Regions from separate parts of the Homo sapiens genome. Here region 2 is linked to region 1. A link is a contact called in ENCODE Hi-C or POLR2A ChIA-PET data. All regions are on one chromosome and are shown on one strand. The core of a region is the stretch at or near the end of the contact, and the rest is flanking DNA. Distances in the headings are between cores, read along the strand shown.

Region 1 (7,889 bases), core at 2,818-5,317:
TCAGTTGAGTAAAGAACTGGTTGATTCAATCTTAAAATTAGTCCAACTTGTAATGTAAGCAAATTGATGGAGCTACTTGTGTGTGGAGTAACAGCTTTACTCTGTTTATGCTGCAAAGTTAAGAAAGGTTAGGAAATTCTGGCTCCAAATTGGTGAACATAGCAGTATTCCAGTCTCTCGTGTAGACTTAAAGCTAAAGGTATGATTACAGTTTCATTAATATTTTTTTCTTACAAAAGAAAATCTTTTCTAAATGTGTCCTACAATAAACCTGACTTTACTGGTCATCTAATAGTAGCCATAATTTTCATAATTAGTTGCAAATAAAACAAGAGTCTGCCTCATCCATTTCCAAAAGAAAAATTTCCGACTGATTGGGATAACCAAACTTACATTCCACAGGATATGCAAACTACATTTCCCTAGCAAATAGTTACTACTCTATGTCTTTTGCACAATTTATACTTTTCTGAGATCCTTAGCCTTTCATTTCCTAGTCAGCTGGCAGAGTTGGTGCTGCAGGATGCGCTGTGCATGCACAGTGTACATCACAAGGTGTAGATAGGTTAACCCTGTGGACATCCCACTGTGGAGGGAAGAGCCTACAGACCTGGGTGCTAGCCGCCCCACGGCCAGCCTCCAAAGCCTTGTCTGAACTTGAGTACATTATTTCTTGTCTCCTCGTCTGTAAAAAGTGGTTGTGGTGGTGGGGGGAGGATCTGACGTTCCTTGCAGCTCATAATTCTCTACTATTTAATATACAATGAATTAAAATATATATTAGAAGTCAAAAACTGAGTTGGTTTATTTTCAGCAATTTTGCAGTCATAGTTCCAGGGGTTTTCATCGAGAAAATCATAAATTAAAATAGCACTGTTTGTTTGTTTTGTCTGTCAAAGATACCTCAATTTGTACATGGACCATCCACAGGCAGAGATTGGCAGTTTGCTTTTCAATTGTTTTATCATGAACAGCTGTGTCTATCTGATAACTTCTTTATTACAGATTTTACCCATGACATGCCCGTGCCCCAGGAATAGGCAGAATGCCAGTCCTTTGTATTCTCACTTATTGTCAACACAGGAATGCCACATAACTAAAAGCAAAACATTTCAAAGATGTGAAAGTTCACCAGGACTAGCTACATCTGGAATACAAAACGGGAGTGTTCAGTGACTTAGGGCCTGGCTTTGGGTTGAGCCTGACTCTACCCTTGTCGCCTGCATATTCGTGGTGCCTACCACATCTGTGAAGGCTGTTCATTCACTCAATAAGTATGTAGTGAACCACAAGTATTAGTATTAGTGGCTACTTGGGAACCACATGCTAGACCCAGAGGTATACTAATGAGCAGAAGCAGACACAGCTCTGATACAGCTACCCTCACCCTCAAGAATTCATGAGTCAAGAACTGTAACTCCAACCTGCAACAACAAAGCAGGGAAGATGGCTACAGTTACCAAAACAGCATGTTACTGGTATGGAAACAGATACATAGACCAATGGAACAGAACAGAGGCCTCAGAAATAACACTACACATCTACAACCACCTGATCTTTGACAAACCTGACAAAAACAAGCAATGGGGAAAGGATTCCCTATTTAATAAATGGTGCTGGGAAAACTGGCTAGCCATATGCAGAAAACAGAAACTGGGCCCCTTCCTTACAGCTTCTACAAAAATTAACTCAAGATGGATTAAAGACTTAAACGTAAAACCTAAAAGCATAAAAACCCCAGAAGAAAACCTAGGCATACCATTCAAGATGGCATGGGCAAAGACTTCATGACTAAAACACCAAAAGCAATTGCAACAAAAGTCAAAATTGACAAATGGGATCTAATTAAACTAAAGAGCTTCTGCACAGCAGAAGAAACTATCATCAGAGTGAACAGGGAACCTACAGAATGGGAGAAAATTTTTGCAATCTACCCATCTGACAAAGGTCTAATATGCAGAATCTACAAGGAATTTGTTTCTTGTAAAACAAATTGACAAGAAAAAAACCACATCAAAAAGTGGGCAAAAGATATGAACAGATACTTCTCAAAAGAAGACATTTATGTGGCCAACAAACATGAAAAAAAGCTCATCATCACTGGTCATTAGAGAAATGCAAATCAAAACCATAATGAGATACCATCTCACTCCAGTTAGAATGGTGGTCATTAAAAAGTCAGGAAACAACAGATGCTGGAAGGATGTGGAGAAATAGGAATGCTTTTACACTGTTGGTGGGAGTATAAATTAGTTCAACCAGTGTGGAAGACAGTGTGGCAATTCCTCAAGGAACCAGAAATACCATTTGACTCAGCAATCCCATTACTGGGTATATACCCAAAGGATTATAAATCATTCTACTATAAAGACACATGCACACATATGTTTATTCCAGCACCATTTACAATAGCAAAGACTTGGAACCAACCCAAATGCTCATCAGTGATAGACTGGATAAAGAAAATGTGGCACATATACACCATGGAATACTATGCAGCCATTAAAAAGAATGAATTCATGTCCTTTGCAGAGACATGGATGAAGCTGGAAGCCATCATTCTCAGCAAACTAACACAGGAACAGAAAACCAAACACTGCATGTTCTCACTCATAAGTGGGAGTTGAACAGTGAGAGCACATGGACACAGGGAGGGCAACACACACACTGGGGCCTGTCGGGGGTGGGAGGCTAGGGGAGGGAGAGCATTAGAACAAATCCTAATGCCTGTGGGGCTTACAACCTAGATGATGGGTTGATGGGTGCAGCAAACCACCATGGCACATGTATACCTATGTAACAAACCTGCACGTTCTGTACACGTATCCCAGAACTTAAAGTAAAATAAAAAAATTTAAAAATAAAGAAATCTGTTTGCCAGAATTCACAAAGAGCAATAGACCTCATGTGAGTTATGAATCTGAACTTCATCCTGCTGTGTGCTATTGGATAAAGACTCTAAGAGCTACATTACAGATTTTTTCGACAGGAAGTATCACAGTAACAAGGCCCTATTTAAAGGCTGTTGCTACTGCTGTGGAACAGATTTACCCATTTGTGTTTGAAAGCAGGAAAGAAATTTTATCATTCACCACTTAATTGGTTAGAATCTCTTACTGTGCACCTTTTAAAACCTGCTGCACATTGGACTCAAAAGGAAAACTGAACCAACGGTAATTGAGGAAATAGACTCTTTTATTTATTCATGGCTACAGTGTAAGCTCCAGTCCCTTTGGATTTTATTCCAAACCTTGTTATAATATAAAAAAGGAAGTTTACAAGACATGTCATTGCTGCTTTTACAAAAGGACATTCTATTTATTTTCGCAGGAATTCTCATGTCCCCATAAGCAGAGCTGTCACAGTGTGCACTACCTTAGGTTGTTTTATTGTTGTCATTGTTATTTTTTTCCATTTTGAGCTAATGTGTTTTATCTGTGAATAGTCTTTTACATTTTTGTATGCTGAAAATGGGCACCAAAGAACCTGTAAAAATTATCTTTTTCAATTGAATGTGCACAAATAAAAGTTTGGAAAAGGAAAACAAAAGAACTACAAAGCATTTAGCAGAAAGCTTTCATGAAGAGTTGCAATGGCTGATATTATAAAATACACATACTTTTAAAAACAAAAAATCCCTCAGGAGTTTTGTTGCCCACATCTGCTAGTAACTAGTGAAGCCAGTTGTGTAACTGCACTTAGTTTACACAATTTCTTGAACTTACAGTTTTGCAAAGACCTCAGTTGTTATGTGATTTAGCAGTTAGAGTGTACCCACAGAGAAAGGAAGCAGGAAAGTCTTCAGAGAGGGGCAAGCTGACATGCAAAGAAGCAGGTAACCAGACATTTGCTAAGCGCCTCGAAGACTGAGTGCACTGCACTGCACTGACCTGCTTCAGCTCGTTGGTAAAGTACACGTAAGTTACAGCCACACAGAGAGACTGCAGGAGCACTGTGAAGATCACGATCAGCACGCAGGTCTGTCCCAGGCTGGGTCCCCCCTGGACCTCCATCATAGCCATGATCCTGTCAGAGTCTGACTGCTGTAAGTCAGCCAGGCAGCCGGTCACTGAAGCCCTTCCTTCTCTATTCTTTTATAGTCAGTGAGGAAATGAAAGCGAATGAGTTGTTTTTCTGGGTTCTGTGGCCTTGGCCCCACCCACATCTATTGAACCTGCAACTGTCCCTCCCCTTTCCTACTGCCCAGGGACAGCTCTTGTCTCAAAGTAGTCGTTGGAAAGGAGGGAAACTGAAAGAAGCTCCTCTCCTTGCCCTCAGGATCCATGCACCCCTTATCTGCACTCACCTCAAGCCCATTTCTCTCTTCTCTTTCTTGCTCTCCTTTTGATAATGTCCTCAGCCAAAGAGGGGAGGGATTTTCTTTGCTTTTCCCTAACATATCCTCATTCTACCACAGAGCTCTAAGCCTCATGGCCTGGCTGTCATAGGCACAAGGCCTGTTTTCTAAATTATAAGATAATTTTTATGACCTGAAACTTCCATATGTGGTTTTTCTCATGCTACTGTGAGGGTGGGAAGAGGGCAGGGTGGGAGTGGATAAAGGAAAATAGAAATACTGTCTCATAGCAATGGTCTTGCTACATAATTCCATCTTGAATGTCAGAATCTAAATATTGACGACTTCTTCCTCTTTGCAAACCTTCAGACACAAATTCTAATCTCCTTCTCAGATCTCCATCCCTACCAAGACAACATGCCTGTGTGTTAGGCTGGACAGGTAGGAAGTAGTTGACACACTCAGAAAGGCAAAGGAAAAAAACATGTGGATGTTTTCCAAAATATTAACCCCATCACAATGTCTCGCTGTCACTATCCTTTTACAGATTAGGAAAAGAAGTTACAGGGAGTTAATTACCCTCAGATTCAGGACCCAGCCCCAAATCTCCCCACTATCAGATGTCATAAGCTGGCCCAGCTGTATGTTGTCTCTATATCTTATTCAGCATTTCTTTCTTTCCTTTTCTTCCTTTCTTTCTTTCTTTCTTTTCTTTTCTATTCTTTCCTTCTTTCCTTCTTTCTTTCTTTCTTTCTTTCTTTCTTTCTTTCTTTCTTTCTTTCTTTCTTTCTCTCTTTCATGTATTTATTTATTTTTTTGACAGAATCTCACTTTATCGCCCAGGCTGGAGTGCAGTGGTGCAATGGCACAATCTCGGCCCACTACAACCTCCACCTCCCAGATTCAAGCAATTCTCCTGCCTCAGCCTCCCAAGTAGCTGGGATTACAGGTGCATGCCACCATGCCCAGCTAATTTTTTTGTATTTTTAGTAGAGATGGGGTTTTACCATGTAGGCCAGGCTGGTCTCGAACTCCTGACCTCAAGTGATCCTCTTGCTTCAACCTCCCAACGTGCTGGGATTACAGGCATGAACCACTGCATGGGGCCATTGTTTAGTTATTCCATTCTTGACCCACTGAGTCAGAGTTTCTGGCAGTGGACTTAGGAACCTACATTTTTCAGCAAGTACTCCAAGAGATCCTTTGAAACCTAAAGTTTGGGACCCTAGATCTACAGTTACATTCCTGAGTTCATTCAGGCACCGCTGGTCACCATCACTTCCTGCCCTTGCCTTCTATCTGTAAATGAGTCTATATTTAAGAAAATATTTTCAAATTTTAAATTTGCCTCTGTCAAATTGCCAAATTTTTAAATGCAAATTCCTTTCAGACACAGACAAATTGGCAAGGTAGCATTTTTCCTACTAAAAGTTTTAGACATTATGTGAACCTAACACTATTTGAACACACTTACACTCTAAGTCCTAGACTGAATGAGTTTTTTAAATCAGGTGAAAGATGAGTAGGATAACCGTAATGCACAAGACACACAGCCGGGCAGGGCAGAAACAAGAAACGAGAGATGGCAGAGAAACACAGGGGAGAAGACCAAAGAAAACCAACTTAACACCTTTGTTATAATCCAGAAATAGAAACATTACGGCTATGATGTACGTGAAAGGCATGAAACGAAGGAATGGGAAACGTGCAGGAAGTCAACATCTCTATCTTATAAGCACGTAAGAAAGTCTAGAGTGTGGAAATAAGGAGGCTTATCTCGGGGTCAGGTCAAGAGATGGGGTGATTTGAGGAGTTACAAGAGTCGGCTGGGCGCGGTGGCTCACGCCTGTAATCTCAGCACTTTAGGAGGCCGAGGCGGGCGGATCATGAGGTCAAGAGATCGAGACCATCCTGGCTAACACGGTGAAACTCCATCTCTACTAAAAATACAAAAAATTATTAGGGCATGGTGGTGGGTGCCTGTAGTCCCAGCTACTTGGGAGGCTGAGGCAGGAGAATGGTGTGAACCCGGGAGGCAGAGCTTGCAGTGACCAGAGATCGTGCCACTGAACTCCAGCCTGGGTGACAGAGCAAGACTCCAGCTCAAAAAAAAAAAAAAAAAAAGTCAAGAGGTCTGGCTACCTCTATCTTTGAGCCTCCTAACGTATTAAATATGAAGATATTATATATACATATTTGATATAGAGAAATCTTAATCTTTTTGTTATAACAATGTTTAAATAATATAGAGCTAAAGCCATTATTATTATTATTACTAGCATGGATCTGCTGACTGGCATCCATACATTAACCATAACCTTTAATCAGCAATTCAGTTTCTTTAAACTGGAGTGAGAATTTGTTATTTTATTTTATTTATTTATTTTGAGACAGAGTCTCACTCTGTTACCCAGGCTGGAGTGCAGTGGTACAATCTCAGCTCACTGCAACCTCCACCTCCTGGGTTCAAGTGGTCCTCCTGCCTTAGCCTCCCGAGTAGCTGGGACTACAGGTGCCCGCCACCACACCTGGCTAATTTTTTTTTTTTTGTATTTTTAGTAGAGTCAGGGTTTCACCATGTTGGCCAGGCTGGTCTCAAACTCCTGACCTCAGGTGATCCACCTGCCTTGGCCTCCCAAAATGCTGGGATTACAGGCGTGAGCCACCATACCCGGCTGAGAACCTTTTAAAAATACTTTTTTTTTTTTTTGAGACAGAGTCTCACTTTGTTGCCCAGGCTGGAGTGCAGTGGTGGGATCTCGGCTTACTGCAACTTCCGCCTCCCAGGTTCAAGAGATTCTCGTGTCTCAGCCTCCTGAGTAGCTGGGATTACAGCTGTGCACCACCATGCCTGGCTAATGTTTTGTAGTTTTAGTAGAGACGGGGTTTCACCATGTTGGTCAGGCTGGTCTTGAACTCCTGACCTCAAGTGATCCACCCTCCTCAGCCTCCCAAAGTGCTGAGATTACAGGCTTGATTACACACTGCACCCGGCCTGTTTTATAATTTTTAAGTAATTTTTAATGAAGTCCTTACAAAGCATTAAATTCAGCATTCCAAGAAACAACTCATATTTTATTGGCTTCCATGATATTTATATGAACTATGTAATTACAACTGGCATAATCAGTTCTGAGAATAATTTAATTCTTGTTAGATATATAGATGGAAACAGAAGAATAGCCTAAGTTCTTCATTCCCTGTGTGGAACATACTGACTGAAGGTTAGAGAACTTCCAGTGTATCTTGTTTCCTTTTTTTTTTTTTTTTTTTGAGACGGAATCTCACTCTGTCCCCCAGGCTGGAGTGCAGTGGCGCCGTATCCGCTCACTGCAACCTCCACCTCCTGGGTTCAAGCGATTCTCCTGCCTCAGCCTCCTGAGTAGCTGGGATTACAGGTGCATGCCACCACACCCAGATAATTTTTTGTATTTTTACTAGAGATGGGCTTTTACCTTGTTAGCCAGGATGGCCTCAATATTCTGACCTCGTGATCTGCCCACCTCGGCCTCCCAAAGTGCTGGGATTACCGGCGTGAGCCACCACGCCCAGCCTCTTGTTTGTTTCTATACTTATTTGTTTATTTTATGGC
Region 2 (7,889 bases), core at 2,751-5,250, 170 kb after region 1:
CAAGGACCAGGGCAACTAATGGAAATGAGTAAAACAGGTGTAATATCAGGGAGTAGGGAGTCTTGTGGTAAACTAGAGAAACAATGCCCTCAGAAAGCAGCTGCTGCTCAGCCACAGGCGATTACATGACACAGAGATGCTGGCCTAGTGTTGCCAGATGGCAATTTTTCAAGAGAAGTAGAAAGCCCAGATTGTGTGAAATACCTGTAATTTTCGGTGTTGGCAATGAGTTAAAAAATGTTTAATATGCAATGTGGGCCAAAAATAACATGTGCAGGTCAGTCTCTGGCTGTCAAGCTGGCTGTTTGAAAGTTTGATCACATCGTTTCATACAAACAATAATATGCATAATTGACAGTGTTCTAGCCCCTAACCTGGACAACAAACAGAACCAAGGCATAAAATTAGAAATTTGATTGTTCAGTTTTATTTTGAATTTTAAATTATGTTAATGCATAGAAACAGTTTAATTAGAGAACAATGAAAATGGACATGGAGGCCGTGCACAGTGGCTCACGCCTGTAAACCCAGCACCTTGGGAGGCTGAGGCAGGTGGATCACCTGAGGTCAGGAGTTCGTGACCTGCCTGACCAACATGGTGAAACCCCGTCTCTACTAAAAACACAAAAATTAGCGTGGTGGTGGGTGCCTGTAATCCTGGCTAGTCAGGAGGCTGAGGCACAAGAATCGCTTGAATCTGGGAGGCGGAGGTTGCAGTGAGCCGAGATCACGTCACTGCACTCCAGCCTAGGCAACAAGAGCGAAACTCCACCTCAAAAAAAAAAAAAAAAAAAAAAGAAAATGGACATGGAGATTACGGAGACTCTAAAGGAATTTATTGGATCTTCTCAAGCTGACGCACTTGTTTCTTTTTAAGATTTCTTTTCCCTTCAAAACAGATTTTATTTTCCTTGATTTGAGTATAGTCTTGTCAGAGGTAATTATGGTCACTCTTGGGGGAAATAACAAAAGAAATGGAAGGATTAATTTTTCTGAGATCATTACTGGGTTGGAGTTAGAAGATTAAAGGAAAATAGATGAGATGATATCATATTTATATAAGATATGTATTTTTAATATCTTTATATGAAAGAAAGTCCAAGTGGCCTAAATGCTGTCCTCCTCACCCTTCACCAGGATAGCACTATCTACACTCAAATACCAGGAAGTAGGCTATTTATAACAGTGTTACGATAGGTGTCCAGTACTGTGCTAAGGGTCACAGGCAATGCTACAAGGTGTTGGCCCTTGTCCTTGGGGCTGACAGGTTAAACTCTTGGTGGTAACTTACAGACGCTCTGGACATGCAGGATTCTACAACCCAAGCAGGGGTGGAAGCTGACAATCCTCACATAAACTGAAAAACCAAAGCAACTTTCAGAGCACGTAAATGTCTTCACCTTTGCAAATGAGTTGGGAATTCACATATGCGATCTAATGTGGCTACCACTGACTAAACTTTTGTTTTGTTCTAAACAGCAGAACTGTTTTCAGAGACTTTGGTTTACTCCTTGACTACCCTTAGCGGGGACAAATGCTCCTTGCCTGAAGCTGAATTTGATTTCTGGAAAAGCCAAAGTTCTTCTAGGTAATAAGTTGTAGTAAAGCTGAGGATTTCATTTTGTTCATAACAAGCAAGACTATAAAGCAATAAGACCGATATTCACATGTACCTCATGAAATGACTTGGAGTAACTTTTTTTTTTTTTTTTTTTTTTTTGGGATGGAGCTTCGCTCTTGTTGCCCAGGCTGGACTGCAATGGCGTGATCTCAGCTCACCGCAACCTCCGCCTCCCGGGTTGAGGCAATTCTCCTGCCTCAGCCTCCCAAGTAGCTGGGACTACAAGCGCCCGCCTAATTTTTGTAGTTTTAGTAGAGACAGGGTTTTACCATATTGGCCAGGGTGGTCTCAAACTCCTGACCTCAGGTGATCTACCCGACTCGGCCTCCCAAAGTGCTGGGATTACAGGCATGAGCCACCACACCTGGCCCTTGTATTTCAAAATTAGCCAGGCGTGATGGCACGAGCCTGTAATCCCAGCTACTTGGGAGGCCGAGTCGGGTAGACCACCTGAGCGCCAGGAGGCGGAGATTGCAATGAGCTGAGATTGTACCACTGCACTCCAGCCTGGAGTGACAGCCTGGGTGACAGAGCCAAACTCCATCTCAAAATAAAAAAAAAAGCCCCTGTATTTCCCTTCTCAGGGTAGTATAGTAAAATTGGAAAGACTGAGAGTAAAATAGACCATTTTATAATCTCTTTGTAGCCACTTGCCAGCTGTATGAGGTGGGGGAAAATGTTTAACCCCTCAAGCATTTTTTTATTTTTTATTTTTTATTATTTTATTTATTTATTTTTTTTTTTTGAGACGGAGTCTCACTCTGTCGCCCAGGCTGGAGTGCAGTGGCACGATCTCGGCTCACTGCAAACTCCGCCTCCCGGGTTCACGCCATTCTCCTGCCTCAGCCTCCCAAGTAGCTGGGACTACAGGCGCCCGCCACCATGCCCGGCTAATTTTTTGTATTTTTAGTAGAGACGGGGTTTCACCATGTTAGCCAGGATGGTCTCAATCTCCTCACCTCGTGATCCACCCGCCTCGGCCTCCCAAAGTGCTGGGATTACAAGCGTGAGCCACCGCACCCAGCCAAGCATTTTTTTAAATGAACATTTCTTTAAGAATACAGAGTATGAACGCAGGAATTATGCTTGCTTACTGCTCTTTCCCCAGAATAGTGCTGGTGCAAAGTGATATGCAATAAATATTCATTGAAGGAATGAACAAGAATTTTAATGTCAACTCTTTTCAAAGAGATTCCAATTAAACAAGGTAACCATTTAAGCCACTGAAGTAACAAGTTAAAAAAATCGATTACAATTGTTCTGGAAAAGTGTGTAGCAAAATCAACATTCTTGCACATTGCTATTAGCCATATAAATTGGAAAATAACTTGGAAATATGTAATAGGACCTGCAAAAATATTTACAGCCTTTGATCTAGTAGTTCTACTTTTTAGGAATCTTCTGAGGGAAATCCTAAGAAACAGATTATACAATATGTCCACTGTAACATTATTTATGGTGGCAAGTAACTAAACAGTCTAAATTTTTGGTAATAGGAGAATAGTTAGGTTTAAAAATGACACAAGCTCTAATGCATCCATTACAAAAGATGGAAATAATATGCAGTAATTTGACAAATCCTTCTGTTAGAATTCTAATGTTAATAGTGCATATTCAACCTAACAAAAACAAAACATACACAAAAAGAAACAGTGGTTGTGTTAAGGTGAGATTATAGGTAATTTTTTTTTCTATTTTCCAAAATTTCTATAGCATGATTATCTACCTTTTATAATAAAATAATTCAGTTCTAATTTGCTAAAGAAATTATGCTTCTGTGGGGAAATTTTTAAAGCAGCTATGACATCCAGGGATTATGTAACTTAAACATTGTCTACTCCCTGACATCCACACACTGCCCAAACACCCTTTACCTACTCATATTCCTATATTTTGCTTCTTTGTACACACTTTGCTTACACAACTTGTCTGTCTTGTCTGGGCAGTAGATACTTTCTCCAAACATAGAGCGGGCTGGACTGTAGGATTCCATTTGTTACTGAAATTTCTTCTGCTTCCCCTCATGACCAAACCCCAGTCCATCCTTCAGTATCCATGTCAGACATCCCTTCCTCTATGGTGCCCTATCCAACTCATCCCTCAGACCATCACTCCTGCCTTTGTGCTCTCTAGTTTAAGCTTTTACTTTTAAAACTTGTTGCATTATCATTATGAGCTTCTAGATCTCTCCTTCATTTTTGTTCCCCTAGGTTTAGCATACACCTCTTACATAATTTGTATTCAATATAATTGTGAATATGAGTGACTTTCGGTCACTCATCAATCTATTCACTCACTCAGCAAATATGTGAGTGTTTACTTTGTGCCAGGTACTTTTAGGAGTTGTGCACACAGTGGGGAAGTCCACAGACAAGCCCCTCCCCTCCAGAGCTTTCAGCCAGGCAGTGGAGATGGAATTACTTAGGAGTAATTAAACAAATCCAGTGACAGGAAGAACTGGCAAATGAGGGTAAAGAAAGAACAGGGTGCTGGCCGGGCGCGGTGGCTCACGCCTGTAATCCCAGCACTTGGGGAGGCTGAGGCAGGCGGATCATGAGGTCAGGAGATCGAGACCATCCTGGCTAACATGGTGAAACTCCATCTCTACTAAAAATACAAAAATTAGCCGGGCGTGGTGGCAGCACCTGTAGTCTCATCTACTCGGGAGGCTGAGGCAGGAGAATGGTGTGAACCCGGGAGGCGGAGCTTGCAGTGAGCCGAGATCGTGCCACTGCACTCCAGCCTGGGCGACAGAGCAAGACTCCGTCTCAAAAAAAAAAAAAAAAAAAAAAGAAAGAAAGAAAGAAAGAAAGAACAGGGTGTAGTGAGAGAAGGTGAGAGGGAAACCAGACTGGGTAGTCAAAACAAGAGGTCACCTTCTCTAAGCATAGATCCACCCCTTTTGACAAACATTCAAGAAGCCTTTGTCTCCAATAAGGCATCATAGCTGCCAACAACTGCAGTGTTTGTTTCAAACTTTAAACAAAGAATGACCGTCTGAAGTAATACATTAGGGATACAGCAAGAAAGACAGACTTAAAGAAGTTTCTATTAAAGACAAAAAGCTACTAAAACCAAACAGAAGAAAAACCTCATTGTTTTCAATCAAATTATATATTTGGCCACCAGGAGTTAAATGCTACTGTAAGGTTCGTAATGGAATATTTTTATTTTTCTTTCTCTCTTTACTTTTATTTTGAGACAGGGTCTGGCTCTGTTGCCCAAGCTAGAGGGCTGTGGCAGGATCACAGGCTCACTGTAGCCTCAATTTCCTGGGCTCAAGTGATTCTCCCACTTCAGCCTTGCAAGTAGCTGGGACCACAGGTGCATGTCACCACACCTGGCTAATTTTTTTTTTTTAATTTTTTTGTAGAGATGGGGTTGCACTATGTTGCCCAGGCTGGTCTCAAACTCCTGGGCTCAAGTGACCCACTTGCCTCAGCCTCCTAGAGTGCTAGGATTACAGGTGTGAGCCACCGTGCCTGGCCTAGAATATTTTTAGTAAGTAGTTTCAAGTTTATTTCATCAAGTAATACTTACTCTTGATGTTGGTTGTGTGCTTTCATCATCCTATTATTAGCTTATTAAAAGTGACCAAAATTAAAGCAGTGTAATAGATCTAACAACACAAGGTGGGCTAGTCCCACCCATGGTTCAGTCATGTAAAGATTTCCTTCAAACTTTGATACTTTCAGAAACTCCAGAGCAGTAGCTTCCTGTGTCTGCCATGCTCTTTCACCTCAGACTCTTGCTGTTTTCACTTCCTGGAATGTTCTTCCTATTGAAAGAGTGCTACTTCTCATCCATTCAGACCCAGCTCAGCCAGCACTTCCTCTGGGTTCCTCTGAGTTCCTCAGACTTACAGGGGCTTCCTCCAACCTGGCTCCCGTAGGACCCACTTTGTACCACAAACTGAAGCCCTCAGCATATTTGTTTGGGATTGTCTACATCTTGGTTTTTCAGAGTATGAGAAGCTCCAGGACTCTGCAGTGTCTGACACATTCTGGGTAGCCAATAAATGTCTGCTGAAAATATGCTGGCGCTTTAAAAATGAATAATGCATCATTTTCCTCCATAAACAGAAAGAAGAAGAGCTATAACAAAATATAAGACTATATGTTTAAGTATAACTTCAACATCTATAAAAAGACCCTGAAAGCAAACCGTGTGCACACAAAGCCACAAGGACCAATCTGTATTTCAGCAACTTTAAGGATTACAGGTGTGTCAAATTTTAACATGCTACCCATGATTGCTTGCCAATCTTCTAAAGCCTGAATATGAAAAAAAAAAAAAATGGGAGGGGGTGGTTAGAGTTGGGGATGAGATAAAGATATTTAACCACTCATAATACCCAAATGAAAGTCCAACTCTTTAAAGCACTTAAATTCTATTATTTGCTCTCGAAATATGCTTTGAGAGAGACAGAAACCATGTTAATGTTTTTAGAGTAATTGAACATCACTACCAAAGAGGTTCCTTCTGTAGACGTAACCAATAATACTATTTTTCTTTTCATCCATGTATTAAGCTTCATTTAATTGAACAATTCAGAATTGTGCAATTTTAATTAGCTATGTGAGGAAATATGACTGACACGTTATTGGTTTTGGTCAGTAGAAACCTCTGTGGCTGCCAAGAACCAAATGTGGCACATGGAGTATCCTGTAAAATACTGACCCACTGTCCTTAACAAAAGTATAGTATGTGTATTTAATTTTTAAATTTTTTATTTTTTTGAGACAGGGTCTCACTGTCACCCAGGCTGGTGCAGTGGCCCAATCATAGTACACCACAGCCTCAAGCTCCTGCATTCAAATGATCCTCCCACCTCAGCCTCCTGAGTAGCTAGGACTATAGGCACGTGCCACCACACCCAGCCAACTTTTTAAATTTTTTGTAGAGACGGGTCTCACCACATTGGCCAGGATGATCTCAAACTCCTGGGCTCAAGCAAACTTCCTGCCTCATCCTCCCCAAGCATGAGCCACAATGCCAGGCCTGTATTTAAATGTTATACAACTATAGAACTAATAGGATTTAATCTAAAATGGACTAAATTTACTATTAATCTGATGAGAACCTTTTGAGACAGACAGAAAAGGCTACTAAGCCTGTGAAGAGTCCAGACTGTAAAATATGTTTCCACATTGATGAACCAACTGACATTAATTTAGTTATTTGGGGAAAGAGTTATATATATGTGTGTGTGTGTGTCTGTGTGTGTGTGTGTGTGTGTATGTGTGTATTTTACTATTTAGTACATCAGTAATTTCCATCGGTAACCTCCACCTTGAATTTTAATCACAACCTATAAACTATATTTTGACTATTTCTTGTCAGAAATGATGGCTCAATATCAACATTGCCAAAGTCAAAACATCAGTTTTGGAGGACATCCTTGACATCACTCCAACAGACAGGTTACGGGTTGAGACTTTGAATGGAAAGGCACAGGTGCCTGGAGTGCACTTGTGGGGCCCTGACAGGCCCATTGCAGTCCTCAGGTTCCTCGGCTTCTCAGGACAGTTCATCATAGCAGCCCCACCCTGCTGGCAGTACTCCGTCTGGGCTTCTCTGATGCCTTCTTCCCATTTTTTCTTGTTTTCCCAACTTCTGCTTCCTCTGAGGCTCCACCTCTTCTTGGCAGCTCTAACACTATTCTTCATTCAGGGGATTTCATGGATTTCCAGGGTTTCCATTATCACTGACCTGCCAACAAATTTCTCCCTATTTCCTATATTTCCTTTACTTATTCATCTCATGTTTTTAGCCTGGATTTTAGCTCCAGGAGGACCAAGTGCTGTTCGTCTTGTGAATTGCTATATCCAAGTACTAGCACATAATAATTGCTCAACTAACATGATAGAGAGGACATGGTATATTTCCTCAATTATGGTGGTCAACTGAAGACACCTATGTTTCATAACTTCAGAAGTCAAAGTCATCTTTTCCATACTCATAGGCCAGATCTCTAAGCCCCAGAGTTGTCAATCATTTGAGCAAATCTAAAGCCCTTTGTTGAGGAAAATATCAACCCTGCTTGTAAGTACTTCTTCACTACCTTCACATTGAGGCAAGGTCACCTGCCATTAGGACTAGAATTCAAGTAAAGCACTTTAATTTAACAAAATGTCATTTCAACAACTTTGCCTAAGGTACCTACAGCCTAAGGAACTCTTCACAGTTGACACAAAATTCTAAAATGAACAATACCTTGGCAAAGCCCAGTGGAGCTCCTTGATATAAGACAGTGACTAAGAGACGA

What was found. A loop is a pair of places that touch in the nucleus more often than their neighbours do. ChIA-PET counts read pairs that join two places held with the same protein, here RNA polymerase II (POLR2A). Pooled maps may share reads with other maps.
Region 2: a loop to region 1 is called in a pooled map, with 2.2 times the contacts of the local background. The contact joins the enhancer-like site here to the promoter of TNFSF10 in region 1. A Hi-C loop is called at or near these places in 1 of 50 pooled maps. POLR2A ChIA-PET finds 5 or more read pairs at or near these places in 2 of 52 experiments (OCI-LY7 and activated CD4-positive, alpha-beta T cell).

Annotation. Positions count from the first base shown.
Region 1 is chr3:172,519,363-172,527,251 of GRCh38, forward strand. TNFSF10 (TNF superfamily member 10) reads right to left here and starts at 4,068. Exons shown (of 5, transcript NM_003810.4): 1 at 3,891-4,068. The coding sequence starts at 4,022. It also overlaps the pseudogene TBPL1P1. RefSeq lists an enhancer at 4,000-4,049.
Region 2 is chr3:172,687,556-172,695,444 of GRCh38, forward strand. The region is part of intron 1 of NCEH1 (neutral cholesterol ester hydrolase 1); the gene reads right to left. Among named protein-coding and RNA genes, the nearest start is that of NCEH1, 20 kb to the right of the region's middle. RefSeq lists an enhancer at 1,852-2,351. Within about 2 kb of position 4,001, at least 9 of the 41 ENCODE cell types and tissues checked have a DNase peak (open chromatin) inside an H3K27ac peak, as active enhancers do; they include OCI-LY7, where a contact is called at or near this core.